Linked DNA regions of Homo sapiens: region 1 is linked to region 2. A link is an interaction called in ENCODE POLR2A ChIA-PET data of the cell type or tissue named here. Cell type or tissue: GM12878. All regions are shown on one strand. Links, peaks and the distances in the headings refer to the core of each region. The heading gives the core; the rest is flanking DNA.

Evidence for each region. Peaks named below come from ENCODE experiments on the same cell type or tissue, not always from the same donor. Only the 100,000 strongest peaks of a DNase experiment are listed, where the experiment ranks them.
Region 1: POLR2A ChIA-PET joins it to region 2 with 8 read pairs; 1 of 35 experiments calls an interaction of 5 or more read pairs at or near these places.

Annotation. Positions count from the first base shown.
Region 1 is chr7:23,441,399-23,446,786 of GRCh38, reverse strand. The region is part of intron 2 of IGF2BP3 (insulin like growth factor 2 mRNA binding protein 3); the gene reads left to right. Among named protein-coding and RNA genes, the nearest start is that of IGF2BP3, 26 kb to the left of the region's middle. In GM12878, for the core only: no CTCF peak of the experiment used is centred there; a DNase peak (open chromatin) is centred at 2,659; H3K27ac peaks cover 1,272 bases.
Region 2 is chr7:23,599,785-23,605,172 of GRCh38, reverse strand. The region is part of intron 2 of CCDC126 (coiled-coil domain containing 126); the gene reads right to left. Among named protein-coding and RNA genes, the nearest start is that of CCDC126, 5.1 kb to the right of the region's middle. In GM12878, for the core only: no CTCF peak of the experiment used is centred there; no DNase peak of the experiment used is centred there; H3K4me3 peaks cover 3,359 bases; H3K27ac peaks cover 1,410 bases.

The DNA.
Region 1 (5,388 bases), core at 154-5,153, 160 kb after region 2:
TGCCAGGCTTCTTCAGGGTAAAGTTACTATTTTTTCTTTTGTAATAAGAACTTTGTGGGGAGATATTTTGAGACAATGTAGAGATTCTGTCTCTCAATACTTTCACTAATTTTAGCATCCATTGATGATTCTTGTCAGCAACTGTCACTGCTACTATAGTGGCTGTCAAATAGTGGCTTTCTACTTCTCTTTATTTTTTCTACATTTATTATTTGTTTTTTATTTTGTTCAAGATGGAGTCTTGCTCTGTCGCCCAGGCAGCAGTGCAGTGGTGCGATCTCGGCTCACTGCCACCTCTGCCTCCTGGGTTCAAGTGATTCTCCTGCCTCCCGAATAGCTGGGATTTCAGGTGCCCGCCACCATGCCCAGCTAATTTTTTGTATTTTTAGTAGAGATGAGGTTTCACCATGTTGGCCAGGCTGGTCTCAAACTCCTGACTTCGGGTAATCCACCCACCTTGGTCTCCCAAAGTGCTGGGATTACATAAAGGTATGAGCCACCACACTGGGCATCTACATTTATTATTTGGAATAAACTTTACTTTCCCCAATTTACTTTGTTTATATTAATATTAGACTCATGGAATCTTATTGCATAGATTATAACATGTTACAGTTGTTATTTTGTTGCTCAGACTATGGAAGTGAGGTTTTTTAAAGGCAAGTGTATTAACGTGGTGGTATTCTGAAGGCAATGATTCAGCACAGAGGGAAAGATGATTATGACCATCTAATGTCCAAAGATTATGATCATCTAATTTCAAAGATGAAATCTTTGCTTGTGCTTCATTTTATTTTTTCTTTTAATTTGTTTTGTGCTTCATTTTAGACGAGCAGCTTTATACTTACTACAGACTTATCTACCTAAATGTAATAAATCTAATACTTTTCTGGGGATATCTTACAACTAGTGGAAATAAGGTCATTCTTCATATACATGATGCATTGCCTTAAATTCAGATACTGCCCTCTACTTAAACATAACTATTGTATGTTGTGTATGTCACTTATGGTAATTGTTAATCACCTGCAGGTTATTTTTTCCATACCAGTCTAACTTTAGCTCATGATCATGCATTTTTCCCCAGTCTCTGGCATTTTGATGTGCTATCTATAACAATATTGGTAAAGCATTGTTACACGCTTCTTCAGTGTTCCTATTTATTCTTAGGTCTCTTGATGAATAATGTACATACCGAAACAAATCTAATGGAATCTTAAGCTATTTTCTGTGTACAAAACACCCACAGGAACTAAGTAAAAGTAGTTTTACTTAGTCATACTAAGTAATACTCTATAGTGTATACGAAACACCCGTAGGAACTAAGTAATACTTAGTTACACTGTATACAAAACACCCACAGGAACTAAGTAAAAGCAGTTTTACTTAGTCATACTAAATAATACTCTATAGTGTATACGAAACACCCATAGGAACTAAGTAATACTTAGTTACACTGTATACAAAACACCCACAGGAACTAAGTAAAAGTAGTTTTCTCTAAATTAATTAAAAAGCTTGGAAGGTTTTAGAAAAACAGTGCACATGGCAAAATTTAAATGATACTTTATTTTTCTCCTTCCTCAAATGCAACTACTGTGCAGTTTATTGTGTTCCTTTAGGGAAAATTTACATGTATATGTGAGCATCTGTGAATGTATGCTTTTTTAGAAAAAATACGACTTAGCACCATACCTTACTGTTTTGTTTTATTTATTGTTGTTTTTTAGAGACAGGGTCTCACTCTGCCGCCCAGGCTGGAATGCAGTGGTATAATCATAGCTCAGTGCAGCCTCTAAATTCTGGATGGAAGTAATCCTTCCACCTTAGCTTCCTGAGGAGCTGAGACCACACCTGATTAATGGCTTTCTTTTTAAATTTTTAGTAGAGATGGGAACTCTATGTTGCTCAAACTGGTCACCAACTCCTGGCTTTGAGTGTTCCTCCTCCTTCGGCCTCAGATTGCTGGGATTACTGGCATGAGCCACCGAACCCAACTACCTCACTGTTTTAAAAAGCAATTTTTTTTTTTTTTTTTTTTTTTGAGACAGAGTCTTGCTCTGTCACCCAGGCTGGAGTGCAGTGTTGCAATCTGAGCCCACTGCACCCTCCACCTCCCAGGTTCAAGCGATTCTCGTGCCTCAGCCTCCCAAGTAGCTGGGATTACCAGCACTTACCACCATGCTCAGCTAATTTTCGTATTTTTTAGTAGAGATGGGGGTTTCACCATGATGGCCAGGATGGTCTTGAACTCCTGGCCTCAAGTGATCCATTTGCTTTGGCCTCCCAAAGTGCTGGGATTACAGGTGTGAGCCCCCGCACCTGACCTAAAAAGCAATTTTAAAGGTTCTTTGGAAGGTGGGATAGGGAATAATTGCAGTAAAGTGATATGTTAAATACTATTAAAGTAGTGGACTTGATTTAGGAGTAAAGTATATTCACCCATATGTAGGTCAATAATACATTATAACCTATTTAAACATCTTGTCATTAATAGGATATTAATAATATCTTAGGTTTCATTATTGTACTTGTTAAAGATTTTTCTGATATTCAGGAAACTCCAGCATGTGGTTTACCCCAATTATGATGGAAAGAAGAAATGTGTTGTGCAATGTTTAACCAAAAATAAAAAAAGAACAAAACCCCCAAACCTCTGAAAACCTCAGAGCAGTCTTTTTAAATAGCATATGCACAACACATTGTATTAACTGGAACTTGTTCAGTGCTCTAAATTTAATTCTAATGGTGTTTTTTTTGTTTTGTATTTTGTTTTTTGAGACGAAGTCTCCCTCTGTTTCCCAGGCAGAAGTGCAGTGGCGCGATCTCAGCTCACTGCATCCTCCGCCTCCTGGGTTCAAGCGATTCTCCTGCCTCAGCCTCCTGAGTAGCTGGGATTACAGGCGTGTGCCACCATGCCTGGCTAATTTTCTGTATTTTTAGTAGAGACGGGGTTTCACCGTGTTAGCCAGGATGGTCTCAATCTCCTGACCTCGTGATCCACCCTCCTTGGCCTCCCAAAGTGCTGAGATTATAGGCATGAGCCACTGTGCCCAGCCCAGAAAATCTTGTATATTTTATTTTTTATTTTTGCTTATTATTATTATTATTTTTGAGATGGAATCTCACTCTGTAGCCCAGGCTGGAATGTGCAGTGGTGTGATCTCAGCTCACTGCAACCTCTGCCTTCCAGGTTCAAGAGATTCCCCTGCCTCAGCCTCCCATCCCAAGTAGCTGGGATTACAGGTGCATGCCACCACACCTGGCTAATTTTTGTGTTTTCAGTAGAGATGGGGTTTCCCAATGTTGGCCAGGCTGGTCAGCATGGCGAAACCCCGTCTCTACTAAAATATACAAAAATAGGCCAGTCGCGGTGGCTCATGCCTGTAATCCCAGCACTTTGGGAGGCCGAGGCAGGTGAATCACCTGAGGTCGGGAGTTCGAGACCAGCCTGATCAACATGAAGAAACCCTGTCTCTACTAAAAATACAAAATTAGCTGGGAGTGGTGGCGCATGCCTGTAATCTCAGCTACTCTGGAGGCTGAGGCAGGAGAATCGCTTGAACCTGGGAGGCGGAGTTTACAGTGAGCCGAGATCGCACCACTGCACTGGGTGTGGTGTCACCAGCCTGGGTGACAGAGCAAGACACAGTCTCAAAAAAAAAAAAAAAAAAAAAAAAAAAATCACTGTAATGTTTAAATATGTAGATCTGATTGATACGGTTTACTTTTGGTTGTGGACGATTTGTGTTTCAGTATTAATATTTAACTTTTTCAAAATAAGTTTAATAACAGTATAATTTAAGATACTGAAATTTCACTAAACTGCTTCCAAATGGTTTGATTAAACATAAAATTCTAGTTACCTGGTTTTATGGTACATTTTAATTTGGTTTACATACTGCCACCATAAATCTCTGAATTTATCAAAGGACTAGATGGACATTTTAGTAAAATAACATCAAAACATGTAAAATGAATATTTATAAATTAAAATTGAAACTGTAACTCCTTAAAATCTAGAGATTGGTATATGCAAAGTCTGATTATAATATGTTATTTCTTGTTATTTTAAAAATGAAAAAAACAGACTGGGCTCGGTAGCTCAAGCCTGTAATCCCAGCCCTTTGGGAGGCTGAGGTGGGTGGGTCACCTGAGGTCAGGAGTTCGAGACCAGCCTGACCAACATGGCGAAACCCTGTCTCTACTGAAAATACAAAAATTAGCTGGGCGTGGTAGTGGGTGCCTGTAATCCCAGCTACTCCAGAGGCTGAGGCAGGAGGATTGCTTGAACCCGGGCGACGGTGGTTGCACTGAGCTCAGATCAGGCCACTGTACTCCAGCCTGGGTGACAGAGCAAGTCTCCATCTAAAAAAAACAAAACAAAAATGGAATGTTATTCTATGTTATTGACCTTGCATAAAACCTAAGATGACATTAATCCGTTACACAACTGATAAATCTGCCTTAAGGGATTACATTTTAATGTTGTTGATGTTTGCAGTTTGATTTCCATTGCTTACTTGAAATTTCATTTTCTTTCAACTTATGTTTTGAGCCCTGCCAATGACAACCATTATGCCTAGGTGCTAGGGAGACAGAAAAGCATTAATTTACAATTTTGAAAGAGAAAAATTAACTTTTTAAAAAAATTTTCTTGAGACAGAGTTTCACTCTTGTTGCCCAGGCTGGAGTGCAATGGCATGATCTTGGCTGACTGCAGCCTCTGCCTCCCAGGTTCAAGTGATTCTCATGCCTCAGCCTCCCGAGTAGGTGGGATTACAGGCATGCACCACCACACCCGGCTAATTTTTTTGTATTTTTAGTAGAGACGGGGTTTCTCCTTGTTGGCCAGGCTGGTCTCAAACTCACGACCTCAGGTGATCCGCCCGCCTCTGCCTCCCAAAGTGCTGGGATTAAAGGCATGAGCCACCCCGCCCAGCCAGAATAATTAACATTTTATAGTAATCTTATTCAATTTATAAACAGATTTATGTGAATGATACAAGTATAATATTTTTAACCACTGTCATAATTGGCAGTCACTTTAAATGCTTAGCTGGACTGAGTTTTCACACTCTCTGAGTAGGTAATTTGCAATTTCTGGTAGAGGTGGGAGCAGTTAAGGTTCTGCAAGTCTTTTTTTTTTTCCCTAAATCTACAGAATTTTAACATATGTGTCTTTTTTTTTTTTTTTTTTTTTTTTTTTTTTAAGAGATGGAGTCTCACTCTTGTCCCCAGGCTGGAGTGCAGTGGCACGATCTCAGCTCACTGCAACCTCGGCCTCCCGGGTTCAAGCGATTCTCCTGCCTCAGCCTCCCAAGTAGCTGGAACTACAGGCGTGCACCACCAAGCCCAGCTAATTTTTGTATTTTTAGTAGAGATGGG
Region 2 (5,388 bases), core at 84-5,083:
ATACAATTGCTATTCCCTAGCTTGGAGTACTTTCCCTACAACCTGTTCCTTTTCATCCTTTAGTACTTAGTTCAAATGTCATCGCTTCAAAATGTTTTCAAAAAGTTGCACTCCAATTCCTATCCCACTCTAGCCACAAGGTACTCTCTATCATTTTCTTTTTTTTTTTTTTTTTGAGACGAAGTCTTGCTCTGTCGCCCAGGCTGGAGTGCAGTGGCTCAATCTCGGCTCACTGCAAGCTCCACCTCCTGGGTTCACACCATTCTCCTGCCTCAGCGTCCCAAGTAGCTGGGACTACAGGCGCCCGCCACCACACCCGGCTAATTTTTTGTATTTTTTTAGTAGAGACGGGGTTTCACCATGTTAGCCAGGATGGTCTCGATCTCCTGACCTTGTGATCCACCCGCCTCAGCCTCCCAAAGTGCTGGGATTACAGGTGTGAGCCACCGCACCTGGCCCTATCATTTTCTATATGAAATTATAGTATATCTTTAAAACCTTGTAAAAGTTATTTTATCTCCCTAAGGCCTGATATCCTCACTTATATAATGGGGACAACAATACCTATTTAATACTGGTAAAGAATAACTGACATACTACTCAATAAATATTAATCTTTATCATTAGTGTCAGGCATTTATGCAACAATGCTACTAATTCTTGGTAATCTGAGTAACATTAGGTAATACAGGAAATGTCTTAACAGACTCAAATAAAACTCCTGATTAGCTCTCATGGGCCTCCACAACCCAGTCTCCAAAGACCAAGTTTATTTCTCATTAGTCACAAAAATATCTCCTCCAATCCAGCCAGTCTTCTCTCTGCTTCATACAATAGTAATAATTATATCTTACATTTATATGATAATTTTATTTACCCAGCATGTGTCTTACCTGTTTGCTGACATCCTCTCATTCAGTTAATAACAGTCAGCTCTCAGAGAGGCTACAGGCTTGAAAAGGTTTCTACTCAGAATTTGTGGACAACATGAAAATGTCATTGGTATTAAGTCACTGGAGCATTACCTAGTCCTAAAAGATGACATAATAGCATGTTGCTGATGAGAACAGTTCATCTTCCAAGTAGTCTGAAAGGAGACGAGGTAAAATACCTGTTTAAATCTTACCTCGGATAGAATGATTTCAAAACCTCCTTACCTTATTCTACCCCACACTGATCTTCTTCTAACTCCCACAGCATGTTACTTCATACCAATTAATTTTATATATCACACATCCAAGCATGTGTGTAAGCCATGTCTCCCTGATTAAGTCCCAGGTCCCTTATGGGCAAGAACAACAAGCCTTACACTGCTGCCACATCCCCCACAGAGCCTAGTGAACAATCAGCCGTCACTGAGAAATGCCTTATGTTTACTTTAAAACACATCCCTGAACCTAACCCCACCTTCTCCCACGCAGCAATGTGACCTCTCTGCAATGAGTTTTGGGGTAGAGGACCAGAGGATAGAAATTTGGGGGTAAAGTACCTTCAATTATCCTTTTCTAGACTGGAAGAACCTGAGAAGAAACCTAATCCATTTCCCTCGCATTTCAGATAAAGAAACTGAAGCCCAGAGATGTTAAGTGTCTTGCCTAAAAATGAAACCCAGTTAATGGCAGAAATCCTACTGGTCCAGAATACAGGTCCTGACTCACTGTCTAGGGTTTTCTCTACACCACACTACCTTCCTTACTTCCCCTAGAAAGATTGTGTTTGTAAATACGGAATAAACTGTATTAAATGAAGTTTTGTTCTTTTTTGCTTTAAAAGAATGTAACCAGAAAATAGTAATGGCAGTTTAGGACAATGATCCTGAAGATGCCTAATTTGAACTATTCACTAAATTATTAAGCTGGCTCTTAAAGTTTCAAGTAAACTGTATTCACATAAATCAAAGTATTATAAAGTTGCTACAAGAAGGATTTCGGAAGTCTTATATGTTAGTTTTTATACAGGCAAAAAACTAGAAGATAAAAACATATGAAGTAAAACAAAGATAAACACAAAGTCTTCTAAAGGTAGAGACCTTCACCATGATCAGTAAACATAGTGATAACACACTTCCAGAAAAAAGAATTGGAGGTGGAGGGTGGGGGGCAGTGCATAAAGGCCTAGGCTCAAACACAACCTTTACTACATGCAGTTCTATTTAAGGCATGAAAGAACTTGGTTTACTCATTCATTTGTTCACTAATTCATTCACAATAGCAAAGTACCTACCATGTGCCAGGAACCATAGATGTGAAAGGTAAAGCAAGATATGAAAGACAGGATTCCTGTTTTTCTGGATACTATTTTAATAGGAACGGGACAACAAACAAGCAAACAAACAAGTTATCTCAGTTTGTGATAAACTGCTATGAAGAAAAAAAAAAAATGGTGATGTGTCTTGGAACATCTGCCTGAGGTGTGAGGTCAAAGAATAATGAGGGGGTAATATCTGATTTCAGAAAGAGGAGGAAGTACAAAGTCTGGTTCCAATTTCCTTCCAACAAAACCTTTAGAATTCTTCTTTTACCAGAATCTCGGGAGCAGTCAACAAATTCCTTATTCCTATTTTCCTCAGTACAAACAAATGAGAATGAGAAGGCTCCCAAAGCACAGCATGAAATGGCCTGGTCTGGAGAAATCATACAAACTGAACAGAAGGAAACCCACAAGCAAAGAAAGCTTTGTGTTCCCCTGTCTTAAGAAAATGGCAGTTCCACTATTTGGTAATATACAGGAATAGTAATGATCTGATATGGTGGTGTTTACAAAGAAAAATATATTCTTATTGGTGTTCTCTAATCTGAAAGGGGCAGTGGCAAGATCAGATACGAAATAAGGTCTAGGTAGCAATCTGTCAGTGCATTTACTTAAAACTTGTATTAAGCATTTTAAATATAATTTTTCAAACTCCAAAATATTCCCTGTTAAGAAACACAAAAGTAGAAAAACATGGATAAATTTTTTTTCTAAATTTGTATATTTATTACAGGCATTAACATGTCCACTCCACTTTACAAGATCTTCGGAGAAAAGTGCTATTCCAAGCTCCATTATGCTACTTGACAAACAGCACACTATGTATATGTAAACAACCAAATATTTAAGCCATTTTTCAGTGGTTTCTCCCTAGCCACAGACATAAAGATATGTGCTTGTCTTTAGTCCAACATTATTTCCAGAGAAAAGTAAAACAGGCTGGGCATGGTGGTTCACACTTGTAATCCCAGCACTTTACAAGGTTGAGGTGGGAGGACTTCTTGAAGCCAGAAGTACAAGACCATCCTGGGCAACACTGCAAGACGCAGTCACTACAAAAAAAAAATAAAAATTAGCCGGGCATGGTGGTGCGCACCTGTAGTCCCAGCTACTCTGGAGGGTGAGGCAGGAGGACTACTACACAAGCCCAGGAGTGCCAGGTTTCAATGAGCTATGGGTGACAGAGACTCTATCTCAAAATTTAATTAATTAATTAAATCAAACAAAGAATCAGCAAATATTTAAACTAGAACAACTTCATTATAAAGATAAGGAAAATGAAGCACAAAGAGAATTAATGACTACTCAAAGTCAAACATACAGAGAAACGTTAGGCATCCAAACTTTCAGCACAGGACTCCACTGTTTTTCAAAAGCAGGGAACAAAATCAACAGTTTGCAATGAGCAATTTTCAAAACACAAGATAAAATAGAAACCATCAGAGTAGACCGTACACACTACCAATTTTGTTTTGTTAAATTTCCAGTTTATTTTTACATATACAGACATATGCATGCATACACAGTTGTTGCTGTTTGAGATAAGGTCTGGCTCTGTTGCCCAGGCTAGAATGCAGTGGCCATAGCTCACTGAGCCTTGATCTCCCAGACTGAAGAGGCCCCCACCCTTGCCCCTGCCTCAGCCTCCTAAGCAGCTGGGACTACAGGTGTGTGCCACTACACTTGACAAATTTTATTTTTAGCAGCGACAAGGTCTCACTATGTTGCCCAGGCTGGTCTCAAACTCTTGAGCTCAGGCGATCTTCCTGCCTCAGCTTCCCAAAGCGCTGGGATTACAGGCATGAGCCACTGAGTCCAGCCTATGCACACACAGTTACACGTGTATGGAGTCTTTTTTTTTTTTTTTAATTATTGATATGAGATCTAACTATGTTGCCCAGGCCAGTCTCAAACTCCTGGGCCCACATGATTCTCCCACCTCTACCTCCCTAGTAGCTAGGACTGACTGCAGGTGCACACAACCATACTCAGCCATCAATGGAGTCTTGCTATAAAAAGATCTCTTACTACGGATTGTAACAAAAAAGTTTAAAAAATACTGCATTTCACACTCCCTGTCATCTGTCATGAAGTACTTCCTTGTATTTTATGCAAACATAGCAACAGCAATATTAAAAACACAAATAGATGGCTAATCATACCTTAAAATCTCTCATTCAAATCTCATTTTTGCATCTATTCAGTGCTCTACATTTTGTGCCATTATAACTATAGCTAAAGTAACTATCAACAGCAATAGCAGCAACTAGCAGGCAGAGAAGCTTTCACTCAGCCAAAGGTACTAGAAGAACTACTGCCTATTAGTCTCCAAAGGAATTTCAGCTAGAGAGGCATAGATTTACTACAAAAAGACACAGTATGTTCACCACAGCTCAGAGGTTCAAATAGTTCTCTCCAAAAACGACCCAAAAAAAAGTCCTCCACAGACTTGACCCCGGAATGTAATTTCAGGGAAAAAGGGGCATTCCTAAAATATTTTCTCTATGTAACACTGCCTGAGGCTAATATGGTGGTGGGGGGGGGGGGGTTAACACAGAACACAGCCATTCGCTCCATAATAAGGTCTAAGATTTAAAATGCACTGCCTTGAGAGAAGCTACACTAAAATTCCAGCTAAGATACGGAAATAATGAGTGTCAAGATATCAGATCATTTTTAGATGGCACATTTGGGAGACAGAATAGAAGACAATAGCACTGAATATTACAAAAACAGATAAAAGAAAAATGGTAAAGTGAGGCAGGGATAAAAACAGAAAATGTTAAGGCAAAAAGAAAACTAACCATTATGCTACAGTAAAAGTTTAATTTAAAATATGGCCTGGCGTGGTGGCTCATGCCTGTGATCCCAGCACCTTGGGAGGCTGAAGAGGGCGGATCACTTGAGGTCAGGCATTCAAGACCAGTCTGGTCAACATGGTGAAACCCCATCTCTACTAAAAATACAAAAATTAGCCAGGCATGGTGGTGCATGCCTGTAAACCCAGTTACTTGGATGGCTGAGGTACAAGAATCGCTTGAACCTGGGAGGTAGAGGATGCAGTGTGCAGAGATCGCACCACTGCACTCCAAGCTGAGTGAAAGAGCAAGGCTGTCTCAAACTAAACTAACTAAACTA